2 separate regions of the Homo sapiens genome follow, and region 2 is linked to region 1. A link is a loop called in an ENCODE intact Hi-C map of the cell type or tissue named here. Cell type or tissue: heart left ventricle. All regions are shown on one strand. Each heading gives the region's core, and the rest is flanking DNA. Links, peaks and the distances in the headings are about the cores only. Region 1 holds the start of LINC00367 (long intergenic non-protein coding RNA 367). Region 2 has its middle 16 kb from the start of MRPL57.

Evidence for each region. A loop is a pair of places that touch in the nucleus more often than their neighbours do. Peaks named below come from ENCODE experiments on the same cell type or tissue, not always from the same donor. Only the 100,000 strongest peaks of a DNase experiment are listed, where the experiment ranks them.
Region 2: a loop joins it to region 1, with 6 times the contacts of the local background. A loop is called at or near these places in 27 of 110 quality-filtered maps.

The regions. Positions count from the first base shown.
Region 1 is chr13:20,936,048-20,952,219 of GRCh38, forward strand. LINC00367 (long intergenic non-protein coding RNA 367) reads right to left here and starts at 13,381. Exons shown (of 6, transcript NR_104058.1): 1 at 13,258-13,381; 2 at 11,705-11,807; 3 at 6,295-6,553; 4 at 6,094-6,198; 5 at 3,816-3,888; 6 at 2,517-2,603. It also overlaps the pseudogene HNRNPA1P30. RefSeq lists enhancers at 3,553-4,052, 7,447-8,023. In heart left ventricle, for the core only: a CTCF peak has its summit at 7,684 (motif pointing right); DNase peaks (open chromatin) are centred at 7,714 and 10,025; H3K4me3 peaks cover 816 bases; H3K27ac peaks cover 1,366 bases; H3K27me3 peaks cover 1,015 bases.
Region 2 is chr13:21,184,892-21,201,063 of GRCh38, forward strand. No RefSeq gene overlaps it. Among named protein-coding and RNA genes, the nearest start is that of MRPL57, 16 kb to the left of the region's middle. In heart left ventricle, for the core only: no CTCF peak of the experiment used is centred there; no DNase peak of the experiment used is centred there.

The sequences.
Region 1 (16,172 bases), core at 3,378-11,377:
GAGATCGTGCCACTGCACTCCAGCCTGGGCAACAGAGCAAGACTCTTGTCTAAAAAAAAATAGAGAGAGTGAAAAAAATAGCCAGGTACAGTGGCTCATGCCTGTAATTTCAGCACTTTGGGAGGCCGAGGCAGGAGAATCACTTGAGGCTAGGAGGTGGAGGCCACATTGACCTATGATCGCATCACTGCACTACAGCATGGGCAGCAGAGTGATACCTTGTCTCAAAAAAAAAAAAAAAAAAAAAAAAAAAGGCCGGGCATGGTGGCTCACACCTGTAATCCCAGCATTTTGGGAGGCTGAGGCGGAAGGATCATTTGAGGTTAGGAGTTCGAAACCAGCCTGGCCAACATGGTGAAACCCTATTTCTACTAAAAATACAAAAAAAAAATTACCCAGGCGTGGTGGTGGGTGCCTGTAATCCCAGCTACTTGGGAGGCTGAGGCAGGAGAATTGCTTGAGCCCGGGAGGCAGAGGTTGCAGTTAGCTGAGATCGCACAACCATTGCACTCCAGCCTGGGTGACAGAGCAAGACTTAGTCTCAAAAAAATGTTGGACACCTTTGAGTATTAACATAGATTATCCAGGTGAAGGGCACTGAGCTTAAACTTCATCACCTCATGGTAAGTTCCCTGTGCAAAGCTGGCAGCAAGGTTCTTGTGAGTGTCCCTGCCTCTGTGGCTAATGCTAACTGACATGGGCTATGTGAGGCGACCCCTCAAATACTGGAACTTCCATAGGTGCATGTGGAGGGGCTTTTGGGAGGGTTCTGGGAGGAGTGGATCTGCCCGACATGGGTAAGCTGCCTCCATTCCCACTGTCTTCACGGTCACTCAACTGACACGCTCTTACTCACTCCCTGTTCTTCATCTCTTCCAAGGTTTCTTCCCCTGCTTGGGGGACACAGTTGTCCTAATCAACAGCTGAGGCTGAGCCCAAGTCCAACCAGGAGACAGAAGAGTTTCTGTTGGCTGGGGAGGTGAGAAGGCTGGAGAGCTGATTGCGGATCTTGCCTTTCTCGGAAAGCCCAGAGGGGTCTCTAAGGTTCCCAGACACTTCACATTTTTTGTCCAGGGCTTTTGGTTTCAGCTGCAATTCTGGAACATGGGAAAAAAGAAAATCCACATAACATTCTGTTGTACATTTATTCAAAATACAGAAAAGAAATATTTAAAGAATAAAATAAAGATAACATTCACAAGAGGAACCATGAAATTAACCCTCTCCTGGGAGTATACACTGGAAATCAATTTGGAAATATATAACAAGAGCATTAAAAATGTTCTTAAGAATATAATTAAAGATGCAGAAAAAGATTATGTACTCATGATAAAGCTTATACAAGGAAAAGAAAAAGATCATGTATAAAGATATGCAATATGATGTTATTTACAAGGTATATTTACATTTTAAATTATTTAAAATAGGAAATAACCTAAATTTCCAATAACAAGTAAATGGTTAATTAATTTGGGCTATATCATCATAATGGAATATCATATAGCCATTCAAAGCCATTGTTTTATGAGTTTTAGTGACAGGGAAAATGATTACTATAGGTGTCTGTTCACTGTGTTTTCAAAGTGTCCTAAATTTTCTTTTTTTTTTTTTTTTTGAGACGGAGTCTCGATCTGTTGCCCAGGCTGGAGTGCAGTGGCGTGATCTCGACTCACTGCAAGCTCCGCCTCCCAGGTTCATGCCATTCTCCTGCCTCAGCCTCTCCGAGTTGCTGGGACTACAGGCGCCCACCACCACACCCGGCTAATTTTTTATATTTTTAGTAGAGATGGGGTTTCACCATGGTCTCGATCTCCTGACCTCGTGATCTGCCCGCCTCCACCTCCCAAAGTGCTGGGATTACAAGCGTGAGCCACCGCACCCAGACTTTTTTTTTTTTTTTTTTTTTAATTATTTATTTATTTTTTTCTTTTTTTATTTTTTTGAGACGGAGTCTCGCTCTGTCACCCAGGCTGGAGTGCAGTGGTGTGATCATAGCTCACTGTAGCCTTGACCTCTCTGGCTCAAGAGATTCTCCTGCCTTGGCTTCCCAAGTAGCTGGGACTACAGAGGCACATCACCACATCTGGCTAATTTTTAAATTTTTTTGTAAAGACAGGGGTCTCACTTTGTTGCCCGGGCTGGTCTCAAACTTCTGGGCTCAAGTGATCATCCACACACCTCGGCCTCCCAAAGTGCTGGGATTACAGGTGTGAGCCACTGTGCCTCACCTCAATTTTGTAGGATTTTTGTAGGATTTTGATTCCAATCTTTTCTCTGCCACTTATCATTTGTGTGCCCTGAGTGAGTTCCCGTCATCTCGGTATGTCTGTTTTTCATCTGTGCAATAGGGGTCACAGTACCTACCTCATGCTGGGTTTGAGATCTCCGTGTGCCACATATTAGCTTGGGACCTTGGGCTGATTAGTTGTCCTCTCTGAGCCTCAGCTCCCAAGCCAGGAGGTGGAGCTAATGTGGCTGCCTCCAGGCATTAGCACGAAGATGGGCAGGGATGGCTCTGAGCACCCAGCACAGAGCAAGACCCCTTCACCCGGTAGACACCTGGCAGACGGGAATTACCACTGCTTATGATACAATGGTATTTCCTAAATTTGAAGATAATGTTGAAAGTAAGCTGCATCATGGATTTAATAATAGTGCTTTGAGTGAGAGAGAGAGAGAAAAAAGAAACCAATGTGGCATTCAGTGCATAAGAATAAAATGAGGTGTTGAATAAAAAGACTTGGGCCGGGCGTGGTGGCTCATGCCTGTAAATCCCAACACTTTGGGAGGCCGAGGTGGGTGGATTACCTGAGGTCAGGGGTTTGAGACCAGCCTGGCCAACATGGTGAAACCCCGTCTCTACTAAAAATATAAAAATTAGCCAAGCATGGTGGCGTGCGCCTGTAGTCCCAGCTACTCAGGAGGCTGAGACAAGAGAATCGTGTGAACCCACAAGGCGGAGGCTGCAGTGAGTCGAGATTGCCCCACTGCACTCACTCCACCCTGGGTGACAGAGTGAGACTCAAAGAAAAAAAAGTCGAATTTTTATACACATCCGTTAGGGACTTTTCACATCATGTGCATTTCCATAAATCTACACATTGTATTTTTGCACAGACTTGTGTTTCTAGGTGTGTCTGGGGCTCCAGGATTCTCTTACAGGAGACGACTGTTCAACTTGTTTTTAAATGAAAACACTAATGTTTCGTTTTATTTTTTTCCCTGCATGAAAAGTAACAATCCACCATAAAGCAAGGGGCATGCCCCCCGACCAAGCCATCCTTGCTCAGGGGTAGAGAGTAACCCTTTGCGGGGAGTGGGTGATAGTGCTAAGATTTGGGTTCTGGTTTTAAGGAGTTATCTAAAGTTTAGTTCTGAAAGAAGACGCAAAGGGGATTTCTCATGGAGGAATGCAAGCCTATGGGACAGAAGGCGATGAGTCAGGAATCGTTGGATTGGGTCACCAAAAGCCTGGGTCCTGATCCAGGATGCTTGTCCCAAAAGGGGCCCCACATACTTGATTAAGAAGGAAAGAGTGAGACCACTGTGAGGGGCAACAGTCAAGGATGGGGGGCAGAAGGGGTCTTTGAATCTGAAGCCCACCAGGGGCTGACTGTCCAGCTTTGATGTGAGCAAGAGCCCCTTTGAGGAGCTGCCCAGGCTAGTTCCTTCCACAGTGGCTCAAAGACAGGAGTGCCTGATCTGCTGCCGACTGGCTGGGAGACTGAGATTTGTTGCAGGCCAACTAGTGCATGTGACCCAGTGTCAGATATATCCCCAAAATATCCCTGGCAAGTGGCGGGATGATCTCCTACCCCTTCGCTTGAGCAGGCCGGAGGCCAGGAGCTGAGACTCCTCATTCTCCATTTCTGTTTACCTTCTCCCCAGCTGGGAACAAAGGACAAGAATTTGGGAGTGACAGGCATGTGGCCACACACTCAAATGCACTTGTTTATACCTGTTTGTTTACTGTTTCAGCAGATTCTTGCTTAGCAATAACTGAGTTTATCTCCTTGTCTTAAGGAAACTCTTAAGAATGTTATTATAATGTAGTAAAATTTAAATGTCTCTTGAATGATGAAGCACTAACTAATGTGCTATATCTAAATGTAGAAATGCACATTTACGAGTATTGTCCTCTCCCGGCATTTTCATCTGAACACTCAGTCTGTTGACAACACTCAAAAACTTCATAAAAGATCACAATCTAGCACTTAAGTTCTACAGATAATGTTGAAATCTTGCACAAGATTTAGGAATCTCAGGCAATGACATGCATAACATTGCTATTAGGAAATGTGTAATATACTCTTCTGTTACTATCAGTGGAAAGTCAAAAAACAAACAAACCATAGTGATAAGAGCTGTGTGAATTAAGGAATTTTAGAGCTGAAAGTGACCTTCGAAATCCTAGAGCCTCACCCATTTTTACCTTCTAATAATCGTGCTGTAAAATATCACACTTACACTGTAGAAAATTTGGAAATATACAGAAGATGTTTAAAATTAGGAAGAAAAGGCTGGGCACCGTGGCTCATGCCTGTAATCCCCGCACTTTCGGAGGCTGAGGTGGGCAGATCACAAGGTCAAGAGATCGAGACCAGCCTGGCCAACATGGTGAAACCCAGTCTCTACTAAAAATACAAAAAATTAGCTGGGCGTGGTGGCGCGCGCCACTGCAATCTGACCTAGCGACAGACTGAGACTCAGTCTCAAAAAAAAAAAAAAATCAGGAAGAAAAAAATCACCCACAATTGTATCACCTACAAGAGGTCACCATTTTTTAAAACTTTGCCGTATTTCCTTTCAGACATGTAAAATTTTTGATATATTTATTTTTTTCTTTTTCTTGCTACAAAAAACTGAGATCGTACAGTTTGTATCCTTCACCCTTTACTTAACATTATATAGTGATAATTTTGCTTTTTATTAAAAACTTTTTGAATATGGAATTTTTATTGATTACATAAAATGTGACAGTATGGCATAGAGTCATAAAATATTTGTAACCGTCATCATAGTATTGAATGTGTAATTGCGTTTAAAGATACTATAGTATAGATGTGCTAAGGGAAATACTTTTGTGCATAACTGTTTGTCCCATTTTTAAATTGTTTCTGTAGAAATTGTTGCCAAATTTTGTTCCAGCCAGGTGCGGTGGCTCGCACCTGTAATCCCAGTACTTTGGGAGGCCGAGGTGGGTGGATCACTTGATGTCAGGAGTTCAAGACCAGCCTGGCCAACATGGTGAAACCCTCTCTCTATTAAAAATACAAAAAATTAGCTGGGCATGGTGGTGCGTACCTGTAATCCCAGCTACTCGGGAGGCTGAGGCAGGAGAATTGCTTGAATCCAGGAGGCAGAGGTTGCAGTGAGCAGAGATCTCACCACTGCACTCTAGCCTAGGCAACAGAGGGAGACTCCATCTCAAAAAACAAAACCAAACAAAAAAACAAAACAAAACAAAATTTTGTTCCAGAAAAGTTATAACAATTTTTATCAACAACATGAGAGTGTCTATTTCAGTGTAACCTTTCTAGAATCAGAGTATTACTTTTTTTTTTTGAGGCAGAGTCTGGCTCTGTCGCCCAGGCTGGAATGCAGTGGGGTAGTCTTGGCTCACCGCAACTTCCGCCTCCTGGGTTCAAGCAATTCTCTGCCTCAGCCTCCTGAGTAGCTGGGATTACAGGCACCTGCCACCACGCCCGGCTAATTTTTTGTATTTTTAGTAGAGACAGGGCTTCACCATCTTGGCCAAGCCGGCCTTGAACTCCTTACCTCAGGATCCACTGGCCTCGGCCTCCCAAAGTACTGGGATTACAGGTGTGAGCCACCATGCCTGGTCGAGTATTACCATTTTTAATAATGGTAATGGGTAATATAAAATAATGTTATTTTAGGAAACAATTCTAAAGCTTCATTTTCAGGAGACTGAGATTTTAGAAGCTACTTCTTTAATTCTTATGACATAGAGTCGGATTAGACACAAAATAAATGTTATGAAAATGCTACTACTGTTCTTTGAAGGCTGTTTATAGTTTGTAGATGCTGAGAATATGGTGAAATGGTAAACTATGCATAGCCTTAACTTACGGAGTGCTAGAGTTTTGGGCTGAGGAGCTGGTCACCATTGGGCATCTGACAACTGATTGTTTGGGCTTCTGGGACTGTTTCTGGAGGGGCCTGGATCTCAGCACACTGTGTCAGGTAGGAGAGGAAAAAAACGTTATCTGTTTGCTCCTAAGCTCATTGGTTGAAGATTCGCCCCACAAGCTTCAATTTCTCTGCACTTACTTTTTTCTCTGACTTATTGTGGGTTTCTCAAGCATAGGGGCCAGGGGTCCTGTGAGGTGGGTGCCATTTGGGATGCCACATGGAGCTGGCAGTGTCCACAGACAGCTGGTTTCTGCAGTGGCAGCAGGGTGGAGTAAGCGTCCAACGGTGTCCAAAGATTTGGAGTGGTACTTAAGAGGTGTTTACACGAGCAACAAGGTAAGTAGAGATAACTGGGCCTTCAATACAGAGGTTGATGGAAACACATCTGCAAGTGTACCTGATTCAAATCATCACACAGTAACCCCTCCAGGGGAATGTCAAATTCTGTACTGTTTTTAATGCTCAGCTGACACATTGCTCTAGTCCAGTGGTTCTAGAACTTTTTGAGCTTAGGATCCCTTTATACTCTTAAAAATTATTGAGAACTTCAGACAAATTCATATATATGAAGTGAGGGGACAGAAAGGAGGTATATCTATATCCATATCTATCTATCTATCAATATTTATCATATTAAAAATTAAAATGGAAAAAAATAAAGAATATTTATAGATGGAAAAGTGGCCATTATAAACCAATTACATGTTAACACAAATAATGTGTTTTATGCAAAATAACTATATTTCCCAAAATAACAGTTAGTGGCATCAGTGGCATTGGTTTACATTTTGCAAACCTCTTGAATAGCGGGTTTAATATCAGATAGTGGAATTCTCTTTTTTTTTTTTTTTGAGACATTGTCTCGCTCTGTTGCCCAGACTGGAGTGCAGTGGTGCAATCTCAGCTCACTGCGACCTCTGCCTCCCGGGTTCATGCGATTCTCGCGCCTCAGGCTTCCGAGTAGCTGGGATTTATAGGCGTGCGCCACCATGCCCAGCTAATTTTTTGTATTTTTCGTCGAGACGGGGTTTCACCATGTTGGCCAGGCTGCTCTTGAACTCCTGACCTCGAGTGATCTGCCCACCTCGGCCTCCCAAAATGCTGAGATTACAGGCGTGAGCCATCGCATCCGGTCGCAGATGGTGGAGTTTTTATTTCTGCTTCCACATTTGACCTGTTACCATATGTTTTGTTTGAAGTAGATGGGGAAGTCCAGCACCCCCCAGGTATACAATTGAAAAGGGGGACTTCGTGTGTCCCTGAAGTCCACAGACCACACTTTGAGAACTGCTGCTCAAGTCTAAGTTGCGAATTTCTCAATTACATGAACAAGACTCTAGCGGAAACCAGTACTGTGTGCGCTCAACAGACTAAATTGTTTGGAAAAGCGTTTCCTAGGAGTTGCTATAAACCAAATGACTCATTTAAACGTTTTTATTACTTTGACAAATACTTCGGCTCTGCAGCCTGTTCCTTTTTTAAACCAACTTGCCTCATTACACAGCTGTGGTCTGCACAGCTTTGGCCACCAGGTGGCTCCCACCCCCAGCCTTTTCTAGAAGGATCCATTCAGGACGCTTCATTCCTTGATGGCGCCCTAGCTGCTCAGGGCACTCAGGGAAACTTTATTTTGTTCAACATAAGAAAAGAGTCAGTTGTGGGAGGCCGACGCAGGCGGATCAACTGAGGTCAGGAGTTTGAGACCAGCCTGGCCAACCTGGCAAAACTCCGTCTCTACTAAAAATACAAAAATTAGCCGGGCATAATGGCGGGCACGTGTAATCCCAGCTACTTGGGAGGCTGAGGCAGGAGAGCTGCTTGAACCTCAAAGGCAGGGGTAGCAGTGAGCCGAGATCATGCCACTGCACTCCAGCCTGGGCGACAGAGGAAGACTCCATCTCAACAACAACAACAAAAAAAAAAAAAAAAAAAAAAAAAGAGGAGAAAAGAGTCAGTTGGGTAAGGGGAGGATTATTTCAAGGAAAAGGGAAGTTAAGAAAGAATAGAACTGGCAGTGCGTGGTGGCTCACGCCTGTAATCCCAGCACTTTGGGAGGCCGAGGCGGGTCTAACACGAGGTCAGGAGTTCGAGACCAGCACAGCCAAGATGGTGAAACCCCCTTCTCCACTAAAAATACAAAAATTAGCCGGGCATGGCAGCAGGTACCTGTAATCCCAGCTGCTCAGGAGGCTGAGGCAGAGAATTGCTTGAACTCGGGAGGCGGAGGTTGCAGTGAGTCGAGATTGCTCCACCGCACTCCAGCCTGGGCGAAAGAGTGAGACTCCGTCTCAAAAAAAAAAAAAGTATATTTAACATAGGAGGTTGGTAAAAAAAATCTAAAAGAGTTGGTCTGAATACTGGAAGAAGTACTATATGGCACCTTTACTCTCTTACCAGCTTAATGTAGCTTTTTCCTTCTCATTGTTTTTAACTGATATGCTTAAATTGGGTATTATTATCTCTACTAAAATGGTTCTCTCTCAAAGCAAGGTGTTATACTAGATACCACGTGGGATAAACAAAGAGGTGGTGGGGAATGCGCCCCTCCACCCTGAGAGACAGGAGGTGTGGGTGTTTTCACTCTAGCACATATTCACTGTGACACTGTGGGGTTACTTCTGTTTCCTAACCTGAGTGATCCACCCCACTTACAAGAGAGGGCTGATAATCCTTAACTGTCCAGAGGTTTGTTTCCAAATCAGATTGTCTCTGGAGTTCCTTGCGAGACTCGAAATACACGATTCTGTGATTCTATTTCAGTCTGGTTGAGTTCTTTAGTTGCAAGCAACAGATAACCAACTTGGTTAATCTTGCCCAGTTTCCTTAATAAGACTCATACGGCCCTTCGCTACCTGGGCCCTGCCTGTGCCTCCAGCCTCAAATCTTCTTCAGGCACTGTGAAGCTCCAGACATATGGCGACATCCCCCACACCATGTGTGCCCCTTCTCCGGCCTCTGCTGCCTAATAGTAGGTTTCAGGTAGGCATCACTTCCGCTGGGCTGCCTTCCATGACCTCCCCAGTCTGGATCGCGTCCTCTCCTGGGTGCTCCAGCAGCAGCTTCCTCCACTTCTCCATCATACCTTTGAGACTATTGTATTATAATTTTCTAAATGCTTTCCCCTCCTGTGAGTCCTGGGCAGAAGGAAGCATGTCCACCTTCTTCACGGGTATCCCCAATACACAGTACAGTGTCTGGCACACAGCAGGTACACAAAATATATTTAATGAAGGAACAGAGGAAGGGAGAGAAGATATCTCTTCTTGGATAGTGCCAGTCATATATTAGGTGTTCATTAAACATTTGTAGAACCGAACTGAGAATGCTGAGCCCTTTAACAGGATCCTCAAAACCTCGTAAAATAAACACAGATAGGCCGGGCGCGGTGGCTCACGCTTGTAATCCCAGTACTTTGGAAGGCTGAGGCGTGTGGATCACAAGGTCAGGAGATCGAGACCATCCTGGCTAACGCAGGTGAAACCTGGTCTCTAGTAAAAATAGAAAAAATTAGCCGGGAGTGGTAGCGGGCGCCTGTAGTCCCAACTACTCGGGAGGCTGAGGCAGGAGAATGGCATGAACCCGGGACGCGGAGCTTGCAGTGAGCCGAGATAGCGCCACTGCACTCCAGCCTGGGCTACAGAGCAAGACTCTTGTCTCAATAAAAATAAAAAACACAGATAATAATAGGATTTTGCCGAATATAGAACCAAGTGGCAGATTTAAAATTTGAACCACAACATCCTGGATTTGACGTCTTTTGTACTACTTTTGTTGAGAAAGGGGAAATGCTCTCTTCACTCAGGCACCCACCACGAGAGCTAGCCTGGAGGATGCGGGCTCAGCACGTGCTAGAGGAACCCCGGGGGGATGGAGAAACGGTGGAGAGACGGGGAGGGCTCCGGAAAACTGCGTTCTCACAAGACCAAAGGGAGGGGAGGGAGGGGGAGATGTGGCTGCAAGTGCAGTTGGAGAGGGTGTGAAGAGATCGGGAGTCCTCTGCGAGGCTCTGGAGCACCCGGCGCCTAAGAGGCTAGTGCGCCCCGTGCCGCTGCGGTAGGACCTGGCGGTCCGCAGCTCCTGAAGGGCCTGGCCGTTCACGGGGCAGGCAGGACGGGCGAAATCCCCCGCAGTTAGCGGTCAACAGAAAGGGCGACACGGAACGGGGTTCCTGGCACCCGAGCTCGCCGCACCGAAGTCTCCTGGTAACAGCGACACGGGACCGGGCTATGTGACCACACACCTGAAGCCCCTGGAGAGCTCTTTGTTTTATTTCAAATTGTGGTAAAAAGGACATAACATTAAATACCATCTTACCCATTTTTAAGTGCACAGTTCAGTGGCATCGAGAGCATTCACATCGCTGTGTGGCCATCACCACTGTCCACCTCTAGAACTCTTCATCGGCCTGTGCAGCAGCTGCCACCTGTTCAACACTAACTCCCGGTTCCCACTCCCGCAGCGCCGTATCACACTTACACTTCTGTGTCTATGAATTCGCCTGCTTTACATATGGCATATGAGTGGAATCACACAGTATTGGTACTTTTGTGACTGGCCTATTTCACTCAGCATAATGGCCTGGAGGTTCATCCATGTTGTAGCATGTAATGGGATTTCCTTCTTTTTTTTTTTTTTTTTTTTGACAGAATCTTGCTCTGTCGCCCAGGCTGGAGTGCAGTGGCGTGATCTCGGTTCACTGCAATCTCCGTCTCCCGGGTTCAAGTGATTCTTTGCCTCAGCCTCCCGAGTAGCTGGGATTACAGGCAAGCTCCACCATGCCCAGCTTCTTTGTGTATTTTCAGTAGAGATGGGGTTATGCCTTGTTGGTCAGGCTGGTCTTGACCTCAGGTGATCCACCCACCCTGGCCTCCCAAAGTGCTGGGATTACAGGTGGGAGCCACCATGCCGGGCAATTTCCTTTTCTTCTTCTTTTTTTTTTTTTTTTGAGACAGAGTCTTGCCCTGTCGCCCAGGCTGGAGTGTGCAATGGCATGATATTGGCTCACTGCAACCTCCATGTCTTGGTTTCAAACCATTCTCCTGCCTCAGCCTCCCAACTCCCAAGTATCTGGGATTACAGGCACCTGCCACCACACCTGGCTAATTTTTGTGTTTTTAGTAGAGATGGGGTTTCACCATGTTGGCCAGGCTGGTCTCGAACTTCTGACCTCGTGATCCACCCATCTCGGCCTCCCAAAGTCCTGGGATTACAGGCATGAGCCACTGCACCTGGCCGATTTCCTTCTTTTTAAAGGCTCTATAATATTCCACTGTATGGATGCACCACATTTTGTGTAATAATTCATTCACTGATGGACACTTGTGCTGCTTCCACCTTTTGGCTGTTGTGAATGATGCTGCTATGAACAGGAATCTGAAGATTTGGGTTCAGAGCATAGAGGTGGCATGTGAGTTTTATGAGGCAAATCTCTCAGCCCTGAGTTTTTCAACTGTAAAATGAGATGTCAATATTTACTATCTTTCAGGTTTGTGGCAAATATAAAACGAGATCATGTGCATAAAAGTATTTGTAAACTGAAAAATCTCACCTCATGTAAAACTGTTATGATTTTTGTGACCAGCCATTACGACCAATGGAACATATGATTTGTGTTGGTTAATTCATGGTAGAAGCAGATGTGGAGAAGTTCTCTGCAATAAAAGCGAATGGCCAGTTATATCAGGTTAATACCTGAAAAGTTGTTTTCTGTATTCTGTAGGCATTTAAGGAAATTTTTTATTTGCACATTAAAAAAAACACATTTATTCAGGGTCACAATCAGACTATTACATTTAGCAATCAATAGCATGCGTGCCAAAAAAAAAAAATCTACATTAAAACCCTTTGTTGGAATGCTTTACACTTTCCACAGAACAGAAACTAAAATAACCTGTTATACAATTAGTCACAAATACAGTCCTCAGGATTTTTGCCCATACACATGAGTATTTGTCTAAAACATGTCTTCTTTGTAGCAGCTAGACCCTGCCACCGCTGTGCTTGGCTGAGTTCACAAATCTGTTGTAACCTGTAGCTTCCCTGACACTTCTCTTGCTCTCCTCTCCTGCTAAGCTTTGTTTCCTAATTAAAATATTCTGCCACAGCCATAGCTAACTGCTGCTACTGGAACCGCCATAGCCACCTGAAGAGTACAATTTTTCTTGGTTTCATGGTTTGGCAAAGTATTGGCCTCCATCACCATAGGGGCCAGAGCTTCTGCCTCCAAAGTTTCCTCCCTTCATGGGTCCAAAATTTGAAGACTGATTGTTGTAATTGCCAAAATCATTGTAGCTTCCACCACCTCCAAAATTGCTTCCATCATTACCAAATCCATTATAGCCATCCCCACTGCCACCATATCCACCACCACCATGGCTGCCACCAAAGCCACCACAACCACTGAAGTTTCCTCCACAACCAAAGTTGTCATTCCCATGACACCACCATGATCACCACCAAAGTTTCCAGAACCACTTCGACCTTTTTGGCTGGATGAAGCACTCGCCATCTTTTGCTTTGACAAGGCTTCCTAACTTCACAGTTGTGGACATTCACGTTATGGTATTTCTGAATGACAATCTTATCCACGGAGTCATAGTCATCAAAGGTTATAAAAGCAAAGCCCCTTTTCTTGCCACTGCCTCGGTCAGTCGTGATTTCGATCACTTCCATTTTCCCATACTGTTCCAAATAACCAATAATCTCTGAGGGGATGTTCCTCAGTGTCTTCTTTAATGCCACCAACAAATATCTTTTTCTTTTCTTTCTTTTTTCTTTTGTTTTTTGAGACAGCATCTTACTCTGTCTTCCAGGCTGGAGTGCAGTGGTGTGATCTCGGCTCACTGCAAGCTCTGCTTCCCGGGTTCACACCACTCTGCTGCCTCAGCCTCCCAAGTAGCTGGGACTACAGGCGCCCGACACCACACCCAGCTAATTTTTTGTATTTTTTTTAGTAGAGACAGGGTTTCACTGTGTTGGCCAGAATGGTCTTGATCTCCTGACCTCGTGATCCACCCGCCTCAGCCTCACAAAGTGCTGGGATTACAGGCATGAGCCACTGCGCCTGGCGAACAAATATCTTTTTCACAGTTAAGTGGGCACCTGGTCTTTGAGAATCTTCTCTTGAGACAGCTCTCTTTGGTTCCACAACTCTTCCATCCACCTTGTGTGGCCTTGCATTCGTGGCTGCGTCCACCTCCTCCACAGTGGCATAGATGACAAACCCAAAGCCCCTGGCGTGCTTGGTGTTTGGATCTCTCATTACCTCACAGTCCAGGAGCGTTCCTCATTGCTCAGAATGGCTCCTCAGGCTCTCATCGGTTGTTTCAAAGCTCAACCCTCCAAAGAGGAGCTTCCTCAGCTGTTCAGGCTCTTTAGGAGACTCTGACTTAGACATGAAGGCAGGGAGAAAAGAGGCTTTCATGATGCTTCTTTGGTGGTATCCACGGGCAGAAAGATAAAATTTTTTTGGTGGGGGGCAGAGTTTCGCTCTTATTTCCTAGTCTGGAGTGCAATGGCGTGATCTCGGCTCACTGCAACCTCCGCCTCCTGGGTTCAAGCAATTCTCCTGCCTCAGCCTCCCAAGTAGCTGGAATTACAGGCGCGTGCCACCATACCTGGCTATTTTTTTTGTTGTTGTTTGTATTTTTAGTAGAGATGGAGTTTCACCATGTTGGTCAGGCTGGTTTCCAACTCCTGACCTCGTCGTCTGCCTGCCTCAGTCTCCCAAAGTGCTGGGATTACAGGCGTGAGCCATCGCACCCGGCCAGAATCTTTTCTATTGTGGTAAAAAAAAAAAAAAAAAAACCATAAAATTTACCATCTTAACCTTGTTTGTTTGTTTGTTTGGTTTGTTTGTTTGTTTGGTTTGGTTTGGTTTGAGATGGAGTCTCGCTCTGTTGCCCAGGCTGGAGTGCAGTGGCGCGATCTCGGCTCACTGCAAACTCCGCCTCCCAGGTTCACACCATTCTCCTGCCTCAGCCTCCCGAGTAGCTGGGACTACAGGCGCCCGCCACCACACCCGGCTAATTTTTTGTATTTTTTAGTAGAGCGGGATTTCACCGTGTTAGCCAGGATGGTCTCAATCTCCTGACCTCCTGATCCGCCCACCTCGGCCTCCCAAAGTGCTGGGATTACAGGTGTGAGCCACTGTGCCCAGCCTATTTTTTATATTTTTAGTAGAGATGTGGTTTCACCGTGTCAGCCAGGATGGTCTTGATCTCCTGACCTCATGATCCACCCACCTCGGCCTCCCAAAGTGCTGGGATTACAGGCGTGAGCCACTGCGCCTGGCCCATCTTAACCATTTTTAAGTGCACAGTTCAGTAGGGTTAGGTATATTTACATTGTTGTGCAACCAATCTCCAGAACTTTTTCATCTTGCAAAACTGAAACCGAACCCGTTAAACAACTCCTCTTCCCCGCCCTTTCCCCAGCCCCTGGTAACCAGTCTTATTGGTTAGTTTGCTTTGAATGAAGACTGTCTACTTTCTGTCTCTACATTTTGTCTTTTTGATTTTGACTAACTTAAGAACCTCATATAAGTGGAATCATGTAGTATTTGTGTTTTTGTGAGTGGCTTGTTTCACTTAGCATAATGTCCTTCAGTTTCGTCTATGTGTAGCATGAGACAGGATTTCTTTTTTTAAGTATTCCATTGCATGTATATACCATATTTTGTTTGTCCATTTGTCTGTCAATGGAAATTTGGGTTGTTTTCGCTTCTTGGCTGTTATGAATAGTGCTGCTATAAACATGGGTATGCAAATGTCTCTTCAAGAGTATCATGGAATCTTATAACAAAAAACCTTGAGAGCTGGAATAGCTTTAGAGTCACAGTGATTTGGTCCTACTCTGTCCTTTTACAGAGGAGCACACTGAGGTGGGACCAGTTATGTGACTTACCCATGGTAAAATGATTTGGTGGTAATAGTCACTAACACTTTTTAAAATTTTTTTTTTTGAGACAGAGTCTCGCACTGTCACCTGGGCTGGAGTGCAGTGGCGTGATCTCAGCCCACTGCAACCTCTGCCTCCCAGGTTCAAGTGATTCTCCCTGCCTCAGCCTCCCAAGTAGCTGGGATTACAGGTGCCTGCCACCAAGCCTGGCTAATTTTTTTTGTATTTTTAGTAGAGATGGGGTTTCACCATGTTGGCCAGGCTGGTCTTGAACTCCTGACCTCATGATCCGCCCGCCTCGGCCTCCTAAAGTGCTGGGATTACAGGCGTGAGCCACCATGCCCGGTCATCACTAACAGTTTAAAAGGATACAGTGAGCCAGACACTTGGCTGAGTGCATGACCTGTAGTGTGTCAGTTAGCCCTTACCTATAAAACCTATGAAATAGATACTATTATCATCTCCATTGTATAGATAACAAAACTGAAGTGCAAAGAGATTAAGATTATATATATATATATATATATATATAACATATAATATATATATATACACACACATATATATATTCGAGATAAGGTCTTGCTCTGTCACCCGGGCTGGAGTGCAGTGGCGTGATCTCGGTTCACTGCAATCTGCGTCTCCCAGGTTCAAGTGATTCTCTGCCTCAGCTGCCCGAGTAGCTGGGATTACAGGCAAGTACCAACATGCCCAGCTAATTTTTGTATTTTTAGTAGAGATGGGGTTTCATCATGCTGGCCAGGCTGTTCTCGAACTCCTGACCTTGTGATCCACACACCTTGGCCTCCCAAAGTGCTGGGATTATAGGAGTGAGCCATCGCGCCCAGCCAACACTATATTTAATAAGGGCTGGGACCTCCTCTCTGACTCTAGGGTGGAGGAGCAATTAACAATGATTAATTTTCATTCATTTATTCAGATAACATTTCTCAAGTGCCTCCCACTGCCACACTGTACTAGATCCTGGACATACATAAACAGAACTGCATGTTTGCCCCCAAAGAGCTGGCAGTGTAGGAGGAGCAACTGGCTTGTCCTCAATTTCAATGCAATGTGATTAGTGCTGTACTAGTGTTTTGCAGGTGCTGCCACTGAGC
Region 2 (16,172 bases), core at 4,160-12,159, 250 kb after region 1:
AACAGGTTGATGGGTGCAGCAAACCATCATGGCACGTGTATACCTATGTAACAAACCTGCAGGTTCTGCACATGTATCCCAGAACTTTAAGTATAATAATAATAATAAAAAAGAGGGCCAGGTGCAGTGGCTCATGTCTGCAATCCTAGCACTTTGGGAGGCCGAGGCAGGCAGATCACCTGAGGTCGAGAATTTGAGACCAGCCTGACCAACATGGAGAAACCCCATCTCTACTAAAAATACAAAAAAATTAGCCAGGCTTGGTGGCGCGCATGCCTGTAATCCCAGCTACTCAGGTAGCTGAGGCAGGAGAATTGCTTGAACCCGGGAGGCAGAGGTTGCAGTGAGCCGAGATCACACCATTGTACTCCAGCCTGGGCAACAAGAGCGAAACTCCGTTTCAAAAAAAAAAAAAATGCATGATGGAAGTGGTTTGGTGGAGGTAGAGATTGGGAATAGAACATACGGCTAGTGCGGTAATCCAGCTAAGTATTGAATTTGGATGGTAGAAGCATAAGGGGGTGAAAAGGTAGAATTAACATAAGTTGCAACCAATCAGATGACTTCTAATTTTCTGCCTTGGAGGGTGTTTTATGATTTATATGGGATAATGCAAATAGCTTCAGTGACTGTTTCTCCAATATATTCATTGGAAAGTTCCCTGGGATGAACTCTACCATTTGCTTTTCTTCGTTTGAAACCAAGCTTGCTGCTGGAAAAAAATCACATAAGTAGGGTTATTACTTTCTGTTAAAATTCATGATCACAATCACTCAGAACTCAACACTCCCTGGCAATCTTTATTTTTTTATTTTTATTTTTATTTTTTATTTATTTATTTTTTATTGATAATTCTTGGGTGTTTCTCACAGAGGGGGATTTGGCAGGGTCATAGGACAATAGTGGAGGGAAGGTCAGCAGATAAACAAGTGAACAAAAGTCTCTGGTTTTCCTAGGCAGAGGACCCTGCGGCCTTCCGCAGTGTTTGTGTCCCTGGGTACTTGAGATTAGGGAGTGGTGATGACTCTTAACGAGCATGCTGCCTTCAAGCATCTGTTTAACAAAGCACATCTTGCACCGCCCTTAATCCATTTAACCCTGAGTGGACACAGCACATGTTTCAGAGAGCACAGGGTTGGGGGTAAGGTCACAGATCAACAGGATCCCACGGCAGAAGAAGTTTTCTTAGTACAGAACAAAATGAAAAGTCTCCCATGTCTACTTCTTTCTACACAGACACGGCAACCATCCGATTTCTCAATCTTTTCCCCACCTTTCCCGCCTTTCTATTCCACAAAACCGCCATTGTCATCCTGGCCCGCTCTCAATGAGCTGTTGGGCACACCTCCCAGACGGGGTGGTGGCCGGGCAGAGGGGCTCCTCACCTCCCAGTAGGGGCGGCCGGGCAGAGGCGCCCCTCACCTCCCGGGCGGGGCGGCTGGCCAGGCGGGGGGCTGACCCCCCCACCTCCCTCCCGGACGGGGCGGCTGGCCGGGCGGGGGGCTGACCCCCCCACCTCCCTCCCGGACGGGGCGGCTGGCCGGGCGGGGGGCTGACCCCCCCACCTCCCTCCCGGACGGGGCGGCTGGCCGGGCGGGGGGCTGACACCGCCACCTCCTTCCCGGACGGGGCGGCTGGCCGGGCGGGGGGCTGACCCCCTCACCTCCCTCCCGGATGGGGCGGCTGGCCTGGCGGGGGGCTGACCCCCCCAACCTCCCTCCCGGACGGGGTGGCTGCCGGGCGGAGACGCTCCTCACTTCCCAGACTGGGTGGCTGCTGGGCGGAGAGGCTCCTCACTTCTCAGACGGGGCGGCCGGGCAGAGATGCTCCTCACCTCCCAGACGGGGTCGCAGCCGGGCAGAGGTGCTCCTCACATCCCAGACGGGGCGGCGAGGCAGAGGCGCTCCCCACATCTCAGACGATGGGCGGCCGGGCAGAGACGCTCCTCACCTCCTAGATGTGATGGCGGCCGGGAAGAGGTGCTCCTCACTTCCTAGGTGGGATGGCGGCCGGGCGGAGACGCTCCTCACTTTCCAGACTGGGCAGCCAGGCAGAGGGGCTCCTCACATCCCAGACGATGGGCGGCCAGGCAGAGACGCTCCTCACTTCCCAGATGGGGTGGCAGCTGGGCAGAGGCTGCAATCTCGGCACTTTGGGAGGCCAAGGCAGGTGGCTGGGAGGTGGAGGTTGTAGCGAGCCGAGATCACGCCACTGCACTCCAGCCTGGGCACCATTGAGCACTGAGTAAACGAGACTCCGTCTGCAATCCCGGCACCTCGGGAGGCCGAGGCTGGCGGATCACTTGCGGTTAGGGGCTGGAGACCGGCCTGGCCAACACAGCGAAACCCCGTCTCCACCAAAACCAGTCAGGCGTGGCGGCGCGAGCCCGCAATCGCAGGCACTCCGCAGGCTGAGTCAGGAGAATCAGGCAGGGAGGTTGCAGTGAGCCGAGATGGCAGCAGTACAGTCCGGCCTCGGCTCAGCATGAGAGGGAGACCGTGGAAAGAGAGGGAGAGGGAGACCGTGGGGAGAGGGAGAGGGAGAGGGGAGAGGGGAGAGGGAGAGGGGGCAATCTTTATTTTTAAATTTTTTATTGAAGAAAAAAATTTTTTGAGACCAAGTCTCACTGTATTGCCCAGGCTGAAGTGCAGTGGCAATTTACAAACACAATAATAGCTTGCTATAATCTTGAACTCCTTGGCTCAAGCAATCCTCCTGCCTCAGCCTCCCAAGTAGCTGACACTACAGGCCCACCACCACGCCTGGCTAATTTTTTTAATTTTAATTTTTTTGTGGAGACAGGATCTAGTTATGTTGCCCAGGCTGGTCTCAAACTCCTGATCCTCCTGTCTTGGCCTCCCAAAGTGCTGAAAGTACCTGTGTGAACCACAGTGCCTAGCACCCCAGCAATTTTATCATGTGTATTATGTTGCTAGGGCTGTCATTAACAATACCACAGTCTGGGTGGCTTAAACAACAGAAATTTATTTTTCCACAGTTCTGAAGGGTGGATTGGTTTTCTTGATCCTTTGGTAAGGATCTGTTACACACCTCTCTGCTTTCAGATGATCATCTCACTCTCTTCCCATGGTTGTCTCTGTTCATGCACCAGCCTGGTGTCAAATCTGTATTTCCAAATTTCCTCTTAAAAGGCTAGCAGCCATATTCGATTAAGGGCCACCACAACTGTCTAATTTTAACTTAATTACCACCTTTAAAGACCTATTTCCAAAGACAGTTACATTCTGAGGTGATGGAGGTTAGGACTTCAACATACTGTAGAATTTTGAGGGACACAGTTCAGCTCATAACACCATGCCATATTGATTGAATTGTTGTAATTTATCCTATTCATTGAGATAACTCATACCTTTTCCTCCCTGCAGTAGCCTTCTGCTTTCAGGCCCTCCTCCATCATCATCCCCATCTGTGACCTAACCTCATATACCCTGATAACATGGAATCTCATCACTGTGGATCCCCTTCACCTTCACAACACCTAAGCCTCTGTCTGTCCTCATCTTCAATCCTTTGTTGATATCAAGGATATACCCTCCTTTCAAATGCCCTGCCTGGGTTCCTGTTGAAAACAATGAATTGGGCCAGTGTGGTCACTCATGCCTGTAACCTAGCACTTTGGAAGGCTGAGGTGGGCAGATCACCAAAGGTCAGGAGCTCAAGACTAGTCTGACCAACATGGCGAAACCCCGTCTCTACTAAAAATAAAAAAATTAGCCGGGTGCAGTGATGCACGCCTGTAATCCCAGCTACTTGGGAGGCTGAGGCAGGAGAATCGCTTGAACCCGGGAGGCGGAGGTTACAGTGAACCGAGATCAAGCCACTGCACTCCAGCCTGGGTGACAGAGCAAGACTCAAAAAAAAAAAAAAAAAGAGAATATTGTAAAGGAGGTGGAAAAAAAGATAAGTGTTCAGGAAATCCAAAGAAAGAGTGACAACAAACTTCTTGACATAAACCATGCAAGCCAACAGGGGAACATGACTTTTATTTATTTATTTATTTATTTATTTATTTTGAGACAGAGTTTCACTCTTGTTAGCCAGGCTGGAGTGCAATGGCACGATCTCGGCTCACTGCAACCTCCACCTCCTGGGTTCAAGTGATTCTCCTGCCTCAGCCTCCAGAGTAGCTGGGATTATAGGCACGTGCCACCACGACTGGCTAATTTTGTATTTTTAGTAGAGATGGGGTTTCTTCATGTTGGTCAGGCTGGTCTCGAACTCTCGACCTCAGGTGATCCACCCACCTCGGCCTCCCAAAGTGCTGGGATTACAGGTGTGAGCCACTGTGCCTGGCCAGGAACATGACTTTTAAAGTACTGAAAGTTTTTTATTTTTTAATTTTTATTTATTTATTTATTTATTTATTTATTTATTTATTTATTTTTTTGAGACGGAATTTCACTCTTGTTGCCCAAGCTGGAGTGCAATGGTGTGATCTTGGCTCACTGCAACCTTTGCTCTCGGGTTCAAGTGATTCTCCTTCCTCAGCCTCCCAAGTAGCTGGGATTACAGGCATGCACTACCATGCCCGGCTAATTTTGTATTTTTTTGTGTGTTTTTAGTAGAGACGGGGTTTCTCCATGTTGGTCAGGCTGGTCTCGAGCTCCTGACCTCAGGTGATCCACCTGCCTCAGCCTCCCAAAGTGCTGGGATTACAGACGTGAGCCACCGTGCCTGGCCTGAAAGTTTTTAAAAAAGCTGTCTGCCTTAAAGTAAGGTGGGGTTGGGAGAAGCAATAAAGATCAGCGCAGAAACCAATGATACTAGAAAAGTAAAACAATAGGGAAAAAAAAGGATATATTCGAACATCAATAAAATTGATAAATCTCTGGCCAGAATAATCAGGAAGAGAAAAGACATGAATTACCATGATCAGAAATTAGTAAAATGGCATCATTAAAATGTTTACAGATTTTTAAAAATATAACAAAATATTAGCGACTTTACTCCAATAAATTGGACAACTTAGATAAAATAGACAAATTCCTTGAAAAACACAAACTACCAAAGCCCACTGAAGAAACAGATAAACTGAATGGACTTATATGTTCAATAATTGGATTTGTAGTTAAAAACCTTCCCACAAGGAAGACTCCAGGCCCAGACAGTTTCATTAGTGAATTTTACCAAACATTTCTGGAATAACACCAATTCTATATAAACTCTTAACAGAAAATTGAAGAGGAGAGAATACTGCCCAACTCAGTGTAAGAAGCCAGTATTATCCTGATATGAAAGCTTTAAAAAGACTTTACAAGAAAAATCTACAGAACAATATCCTTTATGAACATAGATGCAAAACTTTAAAATTTTATTTGAATCCCTACAATATATAGAAACATGACAACATCATGATCAAATGGAGTTTATCCCTTGAATGCAAGGTTGGTTTAGCATTTGCAAATCACTCTAATTTACCTTATTACCACACACACACACACACACACACACACACACACTCATGATTATCTCATTAGATGTAGATAAAAGCATCTGACAAAATCCGACATCCAATCCTAATAAAAACTCTCAGCAAAGTAGGGCTAAAAGGAAACTTCCTTGACCTGACAAAGTACACCTATGAAAAACCAACTGCTAACATCATATTTAATAGTAAAAAACCTAATTCTTTCCTCCCTAAAATCAAGAACAAGGCTAAAATGACTGTTTTGGGTTGGTTTGGTTGTTGGTTTGAGACAGTCTCACTCTGTCGCCCAGGCTGGAGTGCAGTGGCGCTCTCATGGCAGCATCTCCAGGGCTTAAGTGACCCTCCCACCTCAGCTTCCTGAGTAGCTGGAAATACAGGTGCGTTCTACTATGAGCGGCTGATTTTTGTATTTTTGGTAGAGATGGGGTTTCTCCATGTTGCCCAGGCTGGTTTCAAACTCCTGACCTCAAGTGATCCTCTTGCCTCTGCCTCCCGAAGTGCTGGAATTACAGGTGTGAGCCACTGCTCCCGGCCTGATCTACACTTTCAATGCAATCCCAGCTAAAATCCAGTAGGTATTTTTGTGGGGGTTAGCGGGTGTAGAAATTGACTAGTTGGTTCTAAAGTTCATGTGGAAATTCAAAGGACCTTGAATTACAAAAACAACTTTGAAAAAAAAAGTTGGAAAACTTGCACTACTCAATTTCAAGACAAAATGTAAAGCTACAGTAATCAAGAGAGTGTGATGTTGGCATAAAGACGGACAAATAGCTGGGCGCGGTGGCTCACACCTGTAATCCCAGCACTTTTGGAGGCTGAGGTGGGCAAATCACTTGAGCTCAGGAGTTCAAGACCATCCTGGGCAACACTGTGAAACCCCACCTCTACAATCTCTACTGAAAAAAAAAAAAAAAAAAAAGAGCCGGCCATGGCGGCAGCATCTGTGGTCCCAGCTACTTGGGAGGCTGAGGTGGGAGGATTGCTTCAGCCCAGGAGGCGGAGGTTGCAATGAGTTCTGACTGCACCGCTGCACTCCAGCCTGGGCGACAGAGAGAGACTTTGTCAAAAAAAAAAAAAAAAAAAAAAAAAAAGCAACTGAATAAAACAGAGTTCAGAAGTAGGTCAATTCATATATAGGCTATTAATTTTCAACAGAGATACACAGGTAATTCAGTGGGGAAAGAATGGTCTTTTGCAAAAAAAAAAAAAAAATTGTGCTGAAACAAATGGGTAGTCTTTTTTTTTTTTTGAGACGGAGTCTCCCTCTGTTGCCCAGGCTGCAGTGCAGGCGCATGATCTCGGCTCACTGCAACCTCCGCTTCCCGAGTTCAAGCGATCCTCCCACCTCAACCTTCCAAGTAGCTGGGACCGCAGGCATGTGCCACCATGCCTAGCTAATTAAAAAAAATTTTTTTTTTTTTTTGTAGAGATGGGGTCTTGCTATGTTGCCCAGGCTGGTCTTGAACTCCTGAGTGATCCTCCCATCCTGGTCTCCCAAAGTGCTGGGATTACAGATGTGAGCCACTGCTTCCAACCTTCTTCTGAACTTTTTTTTTGTGTGTGATGGGATCTCACTCTGTCACCCAGGCTGGAGTGTAGTGGCGTGATCTCGGCTCACTGCAACCTCCACCTCCCGGGTTCAAGCGATTCTCCTGCCTCTGCCTCCCTAATAGCTGGGACTACAGGCACCCCCCCACCACACCCGGCTAAATTTTGTAATTTTAGTAAAGACAGGGTTTCACCATATTGGTCAGGGTGCTTGAACTCCTGACCTCAGGTGATCCACCCACCTTGGTCTCCCAAAGTGCTGAGATTAAAGGCGTGAGCCACCGCGCCCAGCCACAAATGGGTATTCTTTTTTTTTTTTTTTTTTTTTTTTTTTTTTGAGATGGAGTCTCGCTCTGTCACCCAGGCTGGAGTGCAGTGGCGCGATCCCGGCTCACTACAAGCTCTGCCTCCCGGGTTCACGCCATTCTCCTGCCTCAGCCTCCCGAGTAGCTGGGAATACAGGCACCCGCCACCATGCCCGGCTAATTTTTTTTTTGTATTTTTAGTAGAGACGGGGTTTCACCGTGTTAGCCAGGATGGCCTCCATCTCCTGACCTTGTGATCTGCCCGCCTGGGCCTCCCAAAGTGCTGGGATTACAGGCGTGAGCCACCACGCCCGGCACAAATGGGTATTCTTTTTTTTTTTTTGAGACGGAGTCTCCCTCTGTTGCCTGGGCTGGAGTGCAGTGGCGTGATCTCGGCTCACTGCAAGCTCCGCCTCCCAGGTTCACGCCATTCTCCTGCCTTAGCCTCCCGAGTAGCTGGGACTACAGGCGTCCGCCACCTCACCCGGCTAATTTTTTGTATTTTTAGTAGAGACGGGGTTTCACCACGTTAGTCAGGATGGTCTCGATTTCCTGACCTCGTGATCCACCCGCCTCGGCCTCCCAAAGTGCTGGGATTACAGGCGTGAGCCACTGCGCCCGGCCACAAATGGGTATTCTTAAACAAAATATGAACTTTGTTTTTTGTTTATTTGTTTGTTTGTTTTGAGACAGAGTTTTGCTCTTGTTGCTCAGGCTGCAGTGCAGTGGCACCATCTTAGCTCACTGCACCTTCCGCCTCCCGGGTTCAAGTGATTCTCCTGCCTCAGCCTCCCGAGTAGCAGGGATTACAGGCACATGCCACCACACTTAGCTAATTTTTTTTTTGTATTTTTAGTAGAGATGGGGTTTCACCATGTTGGTCAGGTTGATCTCGAACTCCTGACCTCAGGTGATCCACCCACCTCGGCCTCCCAAAGTGCTGGGGTTATAGGCATGAGCCACTGCGCCTGGCCAAAAAGTGAACTTTGATCTGTACTTCATGCTTTATATAAAAATTAACTCAAGGTGGATTGTGAACTAAATAGAAAACCTAAAACTATAAAACTTCTAGTAGAAAACATAAGGGAAAAATCTTTGTGACCTTTGGTTAAGGAAAGATTTATTAAATATGACCCAAAGTGATTAATTAAACCAACATTTGAGAAATTAGACGTCAATCAAAATTAACATCTGCTTTTTAAAAGACACTGTTAAAAGAATGGAAAAACAAGCTACACTCTGGGAGAAAAATATCTGATAAAGGACTCATATCTGGAATATATAAGTCATTCTCAAAATTCAATAATAAAAGAAAAACCAAAAACATTTAAATGGGCAAAATATTTTAACAGTCTTCAAAAAAATATGGATTGCAAAGAAAACACATGAAAACAAATTCAACACCATTAGTCAAAAGGAAAATGCCAATTAAAACCACCATGATATACACATCCATTAGAAGGTCTCAAATGTAAAAGATTGACATTATCAGCCTGGCGCAGTGGCTCACGCCTGTAATGCCAGCCCTTTGGGAGGCCAAGGCAGGTGGATCACAAGGTCAAGAGATTGAGACCATCCTGGCCAACATGGTGAAACCTCGTATCTACTAAAAATACAAAAATTGGCCAGGCGAGGTGGCACACACTTGTAATCCCAGCACTTTGGTAGGCTGAGGCGGGCAGATCATGAGGTCAGGAGTTCGAGAACAGCCTGGCCAACACAGGGAAACCCCATCTCTACTAAAAATACAAAAATTAGCTGGGCGTGGTGGCGAGCACATGTAATCCCAGCTACTTGGGAGGCTGAGGTAGGAGAACCGCTTGAACCCGGGAGGCAGAGGTTGCAGTCAGCTGAGATCGCGCCACCGCACTCCAGCCTGAGCAACAGAGCGAGACTCCATCTCAAAAAAAAAAAAAAAAAAAAAGCAAAGGAAAAAGATCTGTACTTAAATGTTCTATCAGCTCCATTATAATAGTAAAAAACTAAAAGCAAGAAGTATCATCTATCAACTGAGGAATGGATACGCAAATTGTGGTATATACACAAAATTTATCCATCATCTATTTTGGTGTTAGGTTTATGCCGTACTCATAAAATGAGTTGGAAGCTTTCCTCTTCTTTTTTTTGAGATGGAGTCTTGCTCTGCTGCACAGGCTGGAGTGCAGTGGTGCGATCTTGGCTCACAGTAGCCTCCGTCTCCCGGGTTCAAGCGATTCTCCTGCCTCAGAGTAGTTGGGACCCAGGTCCACACTACCATACCTGGCTAATTTTTGTATTTTTAGTAGAGACGGGGTTTCACCATGTTGGCCAGGCTAGTCTTGAACTCCTGACGTCAGGTGATCCGCCCGCCTCTGCCTCCCAAAGTGCTGAGATTACAGGTTTGAGCCACTGTGGCTGGCCTCGCTTTCCTCTTTTCTCTACTGTCTGAGAAATTTATGTAAGATTGGTATTATTTCTTTTTTAAATGTTTAATAGACCTCACCGGTGAAACAATCTGGGCCTGGTGTTGTCTTTGTGGGGAAGTTTTTTGTTTTTGCTTTTGTTTTAGCATTCATCATTTATTTATTCATCATAGTGAAACATCTGTCATTTGTTTTCCAGCATACATTCTCTGCTAACATCTCTGATTTTCCTCCAGGAATCCACCCATCCTCCTTTTTCAGCCCTTTGCTTCAGGTGGGGCTTTTCCTCCGCCTCAAGAATGGAGCTCAGCCAAATAGCACATCACATTTCTGTGGCTACCGTGATTGCTTCAGGGATGGCTATGTGATCCATTCAAAGTCCTTGGTATGCAATGATGCTTTTTTGTGGCATGCTGAGATAAGGACACTTTGTGTTTCTATTGGATATGAACCTTCAAATATTAGTAACTATGGCTGTGCAGTCAGTTTTCCAATCACATGGAAAATGGAACCAACTCTAAGAAAACACCTTTTTATTTATTTATTTATTTATTTATTTATTATTTATTTTAGACAAGGTCTCATTCTGTTGCCCAGGCTGGAGTGCCGAGGTGCGATCGCAACCTACTGCAGCTTTGAGCTCCTGGGCTCAATGAAACCTCCCACCTCACCCTTCTGAGTTGCTGGGACTATAGACGCATGCTGCCACGCCCGGCTGATTTTTGTATTTTTGGTAGAGACGGGGTTTCACCATCTTTCCCAGGCTGGTCTCGAACTCCTGGGCTCACGCGATCCTCCCACGTTGGCCTCCTAGAGTGCTAGGATTACAGGCATGAGCCACTGCACCAGGCCAATTCTCCGTTTTCTTTTGTCCAAAAATGTCTTTATTTCCCCTTCATTGCTGAACAGTATTTTCATCAGATACAGGTTACACATTGGTAGTTCTATTTTTTTTTTTTTTTTTTGAGATGGAGTCTTGCTCTGTCGCTCAGGCTGGAGTGCAGTGGCGCGATCTCGGCTCACTGCAAACTGTCTCCCGGGTTCAAGTGATTTTCCTGCCTCAGCCTCCTGAGTAGCTGGGATTACAGGCACGCAGCACCACGCCCAGCTAATTTTTGTATTTTTAGTAGAGACAAGGTTTCACCATGTTGGTCAGGCTGGTCTCGAACTCCTGACCTCATGATCTGCCCGCCTCAGCCTCCCAAAGTGTTGGGATCACAGGTGTGAGCCACCACGCCTGACCCTGGTAGTTCTATTCTTTCATCACTTGAGAAATGTGCCACTTCCTTCTGGCCTCATGTTTTCTGATGAGAAATCCACTGTCTTTCAAATTGTTTTTGCCCTATAAGTAGGGTGTCATTTCTCTCAAACCACTTTTGATATTTTTCCCTTTGTCTTTAGTTTTCAGAAGTTTATGTTGGGTCTTGGCTTGGATTTATTTGTATTTATTTTGTCTGTGGTTCACCCAGGTTTTTAGATCTGAAGGTCTATGTCTTTTGTTAAATTTGGGGAATTTTCAGCCATATTTCTTTTTTTTTCTTTTCTTTTTTGAGACGGAGTCTCACTCTGTCGCCCAGGCTGGAGTGCAGGGGTGCTAGCTCAGCTCACTGCAACCTCTGCCTCCCTGGTTCAAGGGATTCTCCTGCCTCAGCCTACCGAGTAGCTGGGACTACAGGCACCCACCACCACGCCCTGCTGATTTTTGTATTTTTAGTACAGAAGGGGTTTCACCATATTGGCCAGGCTGGTCTCGAACTCCTGACCTTGTGATCTGCCCAACTCAGTCTCCCAAAGTATGAGCCACCACTTTCAACCATATTTCTTTAAATACTTCTTCAGCTCCCACTCTCTCTGCTTCTTCTCAAATTCCAGTGATGAGAATGTTAGATTTTTTGTTACAGTCCCACAGGTCCCTGGAGGCTATGTTCTCCAACCTCCAACCATCCCTAGCCACAGGTCTATTTTCTGCCATTTTTTTTTTTCTTTTTTTTGTGAGACAGAGTCTCATTCTATCTCCAGGCTGGAGTGCAGTGGCGTGAGCTCAGATCAGTGCAACCTCTGCCTCCCGGGTTCAAGTGATTCTCCTGCCTCAGCCTCCCAAGTAGCTGAGGCTACCAGTGGGTGCCACCACGCCCAGCTAATTTTTGTATTTTTAGTAGAGACGGTGTTTCACCATGTTGGCCAGGATGGTCTCCATCTCTTGACCTCGTGATCCACCCACCTGTGCCTCTCAAAGTGCTGGGATTACAGGCGTGAGCCACCGCGCCTGGTCTATTTTCTGCCATTTTTAAAATTTATTTTATTTTATTTTTTCTGAGACAGAGTCTCCCTGTGTCGCCCAGGCTGGAGTGCAATGGCATGATCTCAGCTCACTGCAACCTCTGCCTCCCAAGTTCAAGTGTTTCTCCTGCCTCAGCCTCCCGAGTAGCTGGGATTACAGGCACCCACCACTATGCCCAGCTAATTTTTATAGTTTTAGTAGAGACAGGCAGGGTTTCACCATGCTAGCCATGCTGGTCTCAAACTCCTGACCTCAGTTGATCCACCTACCTCGGCCTCCCAAAATGCTGGGATTACAGGGGTGAGCCACCCCACTCAGCCCTTTCTGTTGTTTAGACTAATTACTATTGTTCTGTCTTCAAGTTCATTGATTCTTTCTTCTGTTCCCTTCATTCTGTTGAGCCCATCCATTAAGTGTTTTTATTTTGGTTATTGTATTTTTAAGTTCTAAAATTTCCATTTGGTTCTTATGTGTCTGATTTCTTTGCTGAGATTTTCTCTTTTTCACCTGTTTCAAGAGTGTTTGTAATTGCTTATTGTAACATTTTTATGAAGGCTGCTTTAAAACCCTTGTGAGATAATTCCAACATCTGGGTTGGTGCCTCTTGTATTTTGTCATTCAAATGGACACTGTCCTGGTTCTTGTTATGATGATTTTTTATATTTTGGAGATTTTAGGTATAATGAGATCCTGGATCTTCTTTAAACCTTCAGTTTGAGCAGCCTCCTCTGAAACTACCCCTACAAAGGAAGCAGGGTGCTTCTTCACCTACAAAGGAGCACAGGTGTTTCTTCTCCTTCCCCGTCACCCCTTTTCAAATGTTACCACCCTTCATAGCATCAGATAGATTCCATCGCATGCACCTGCACACATCCAGAGGCGCATTCACAGAGCACTGCATGGAGCTACGTGCACCGATGGCTCGGGAGGCCCCCCTGCTGGTTTTGACTTATGATGTAGTTTTTGCCCTCGGGTGGAGGACACTTTGCAAAAGACACAGCCTCCATCCCTGCACACCCAGCCACCACCACAAGGCTGGGAGGGTGGGGAACAGGGGGTCCTCATTCTTTATTCATAGCCTCATGAACTTCAGGGAGCACAGGCAGCATTAACCCCAGGGGGGTTGCCCCTTCCTTCCTTCCTTCCTTCCTTCCTTCCTTCCTTCCTTCCTTCCTTCCTTCCTTCCTTCCTTCCACAAACATATTCAGAAAGTGTATTTCATGACTAGCACTGTGCCAGACACTGGAGATAATAAAGAAAAACAGCACTGGGCCTATAATTGGGAGTCTAGATATACGATATGGAAATGCAGCTGACAATGCAAGGAGCAAGAGGACTCGCACAGTGGTGCATGGCAGCTTGCTGTCATTTTCTGGGCACAGAAAGTGCGATGGAAGGGAATGAGAAGGGGAAAAAGGAAGGATGACAGGACGGAAGGAGGGAAAGAAGGAAGAGGAAAAAAGAAAGGACAGGAGAAAGGGAGGAAGTCTTCTGCCAAAAAATTAAAATCAAATTTTTGACATTCTTTTTGTTTGCCTTTTTTGAAACAAAATGACACTTGCCAGACACCAGCTTCCTGGCCCATGTCCTGGTCCTTGGTATCCAGATGACAGCAGTGTGATCCTGCTGTGAGTTCCTTCCGTGCCTTCTGATCTGAGTTCCTGAAAGCAGAGAGCCACTCAGGAACTGCTGTCTCTCAGGCCAGCTGGCTGGTGATGGGCTTTTGAAGACTCTGCTCTCTCTCCTGCTGGAAGAGCTCCCCAGGGGCCACCAGGAGCCAGGTGACCGCTCTCAGCCTCTGTGAGCTACTGGAGATCACCAGACCTTCCCACATCCCGGGCAGGTGCCAGGGCCTTTAAGGAGGCTTTCTGCTCTGCAGGGATGTTCTGTGGGCTCCAGTATTCTGGCGAGCATCAGCTTATTCTCGGCTTAGTCTTCTTGCTCTATAGCTCCTGCCTCTGTTTTGCTTCTTTTTGGTGATGCCCTGTTTCCACCTTATGAAGAGGGCCTGTAAAATCCAAGCTCTGCACAAACCCCCAGGGGTGGTTAGGGGCACTGGAGAAGGGCTGTGTGTCGACCACTTGGTTGGATTTTACATCCCTTGGACTTGAATACTTATAATTTAAATTTGAGTCTCTGTCAATGTAACTCTTACATATTTTCTTTTTTAAAATTCCTTTCCCCAAAGTCTAGGGTATATGTAAATATGTTCAGCATCATGAATCTGTTCTGAAATTTTCCTTTCTGCCAAGATTCTTACACAATTCATCTTCATAGATCAACAATAAATCCAAATTGGAGTTCCCTTTATTGCTTCCTCTTTTTGCTTTTCATTTTATAACTAATTCAATATTTATTTGGAAATATTGTGAAATATTTAAAATGTACACAAGGCATATAGAATAATTCAATGAACTACTGTGCATCCACCATCCAATGGAAAAAATAAAACATTATCAGTACATTGGAAGCCCTCTGGGTACCCAGTCCCAGGCTGCATATTGACCTCCCCACAGACAGATAAACACCACCATGAAATTAGGGTTTATAATCATCATACTTCATACCTTTAGTACATATGCTTGTATCTCTAGTATGCAGTGTATTAAGTGGTTCTTGCATTGATATAAAGAGATACGTGAGACTGGATAATTTATAAGAAAAGCAGGTTAATTGGCTCATGGTTCTGCAGGCTATACAGGAAGCACAGTGTCAACATCTGCTTCTGGGGAGGCCTCGGGAAGCTTACAATCATGGCAGCAGACAAAGGGGGAGCAAGAGTGGCAGGGGAGATGCCACACTTTTTAAACAACCAGATCTCATGAGAACTCACTCACTAGCCTGAGAACAGCATCAAACCATGAGGGATCTATCCCCATGACCAAAACACCTCCCAACAGGCCCCACCTCCAGCACTGGGGAGTACATTTCAACAAGAGATTTCAGTGGGGACAAATATCCAAACAATATCATTCAGCCCCTGCCCCCTCCCCCCACAAATCTCATGTCCTTCTTACATTGCAAAATATAATCAGGGCTTCTCAATTGTCCCCCAAAATCTTAACTCATTCCAGTATTAACTCAAAAGTCCCAAGTCCAAAGTCTCATCTAGAATGAGTTCCTTTCACCTACAAACCTATAAAATCAAAACAAGTTATTTACGTCCAAGATACAATGAGGGTACAGACATTGGGTAAATACTCCCAACCCAAAAGGGAGAAATCAGACAAAAGAAAGGAGCTACAGGCCCCATGCAGGTTCAGAACCTACCAGGGCAGTCACTAAGTCTTAAATCTTCAAAATAATCTCTTTTGACTACATGTCCCACATTCTGGGCACATGGTGTGCTGGGTGGTCTCCCAAGGCCTTGAGGAGCTTTGACCCTGTGGCTTTGCTGGGTTCAGGCCCTGAAGCTGCTCTCACAGCTTATTGAGTGCCTGCCACTTTTCCATGTGCAGGATGCAAGCTGCTGGTGTATCTACCATTCTGGGATCTGAAGGATGGTGACCCCCCTTCTCACAGCTCCACTAGGCAGTGTCCCAGTGGGGACTCTGTGTGGCGGCTCCAATCCCACAATTCCCCTCTGCACTGCCCTAGTAGAGTATCTCCATGAGGGCTCTGCCCCTGCAGTGGGCTTCTGCCTGAGCATTCAGGCTTTCCCATACACCCTCTGAAATCTAGGCAGAGGCTGCCAAGCCTCCTTTACTCTTGCAGTCTATGTCTGCAGGCTTAACATCACATGGAAGCTGCCAAGGCTTATGGCTTGCATTCTCCAAAGTGGCAGCCCAAGCTGTACCTGGGGTCCTCTGAGCTGAGACTGAAGCTGGGGTGGCCTGAATGTGAGAAGCAGTGTACTGAGGCTGCACAGAGCAGAGGGACCCTGGACCTGGCCCACAAAGCCATTCAGTCCTCCTGGGCCTCTGGGCCTGTGATGGGGGGAGCTGCCTCAGAGACTTCTGAAAAGCCCTAGAGGCCTTTTTCCTATTGTCTTGGATATTAGCACTTGGATCTCTTTTAGTTATGCAAATGTCTCTAGCAAGTGGTTTCTCCACAGCCTGCTTGAGTTCCTCCCCTGAAAAGAGACTTTTCTTTTGTACCATACATTCAGGTGGCAAATTTTCCAAATTTTTATTCTTTGTTTCCCTAAGTTCCAACTTTAGGGCATTTCTTTGCTCCCACATCTGAGC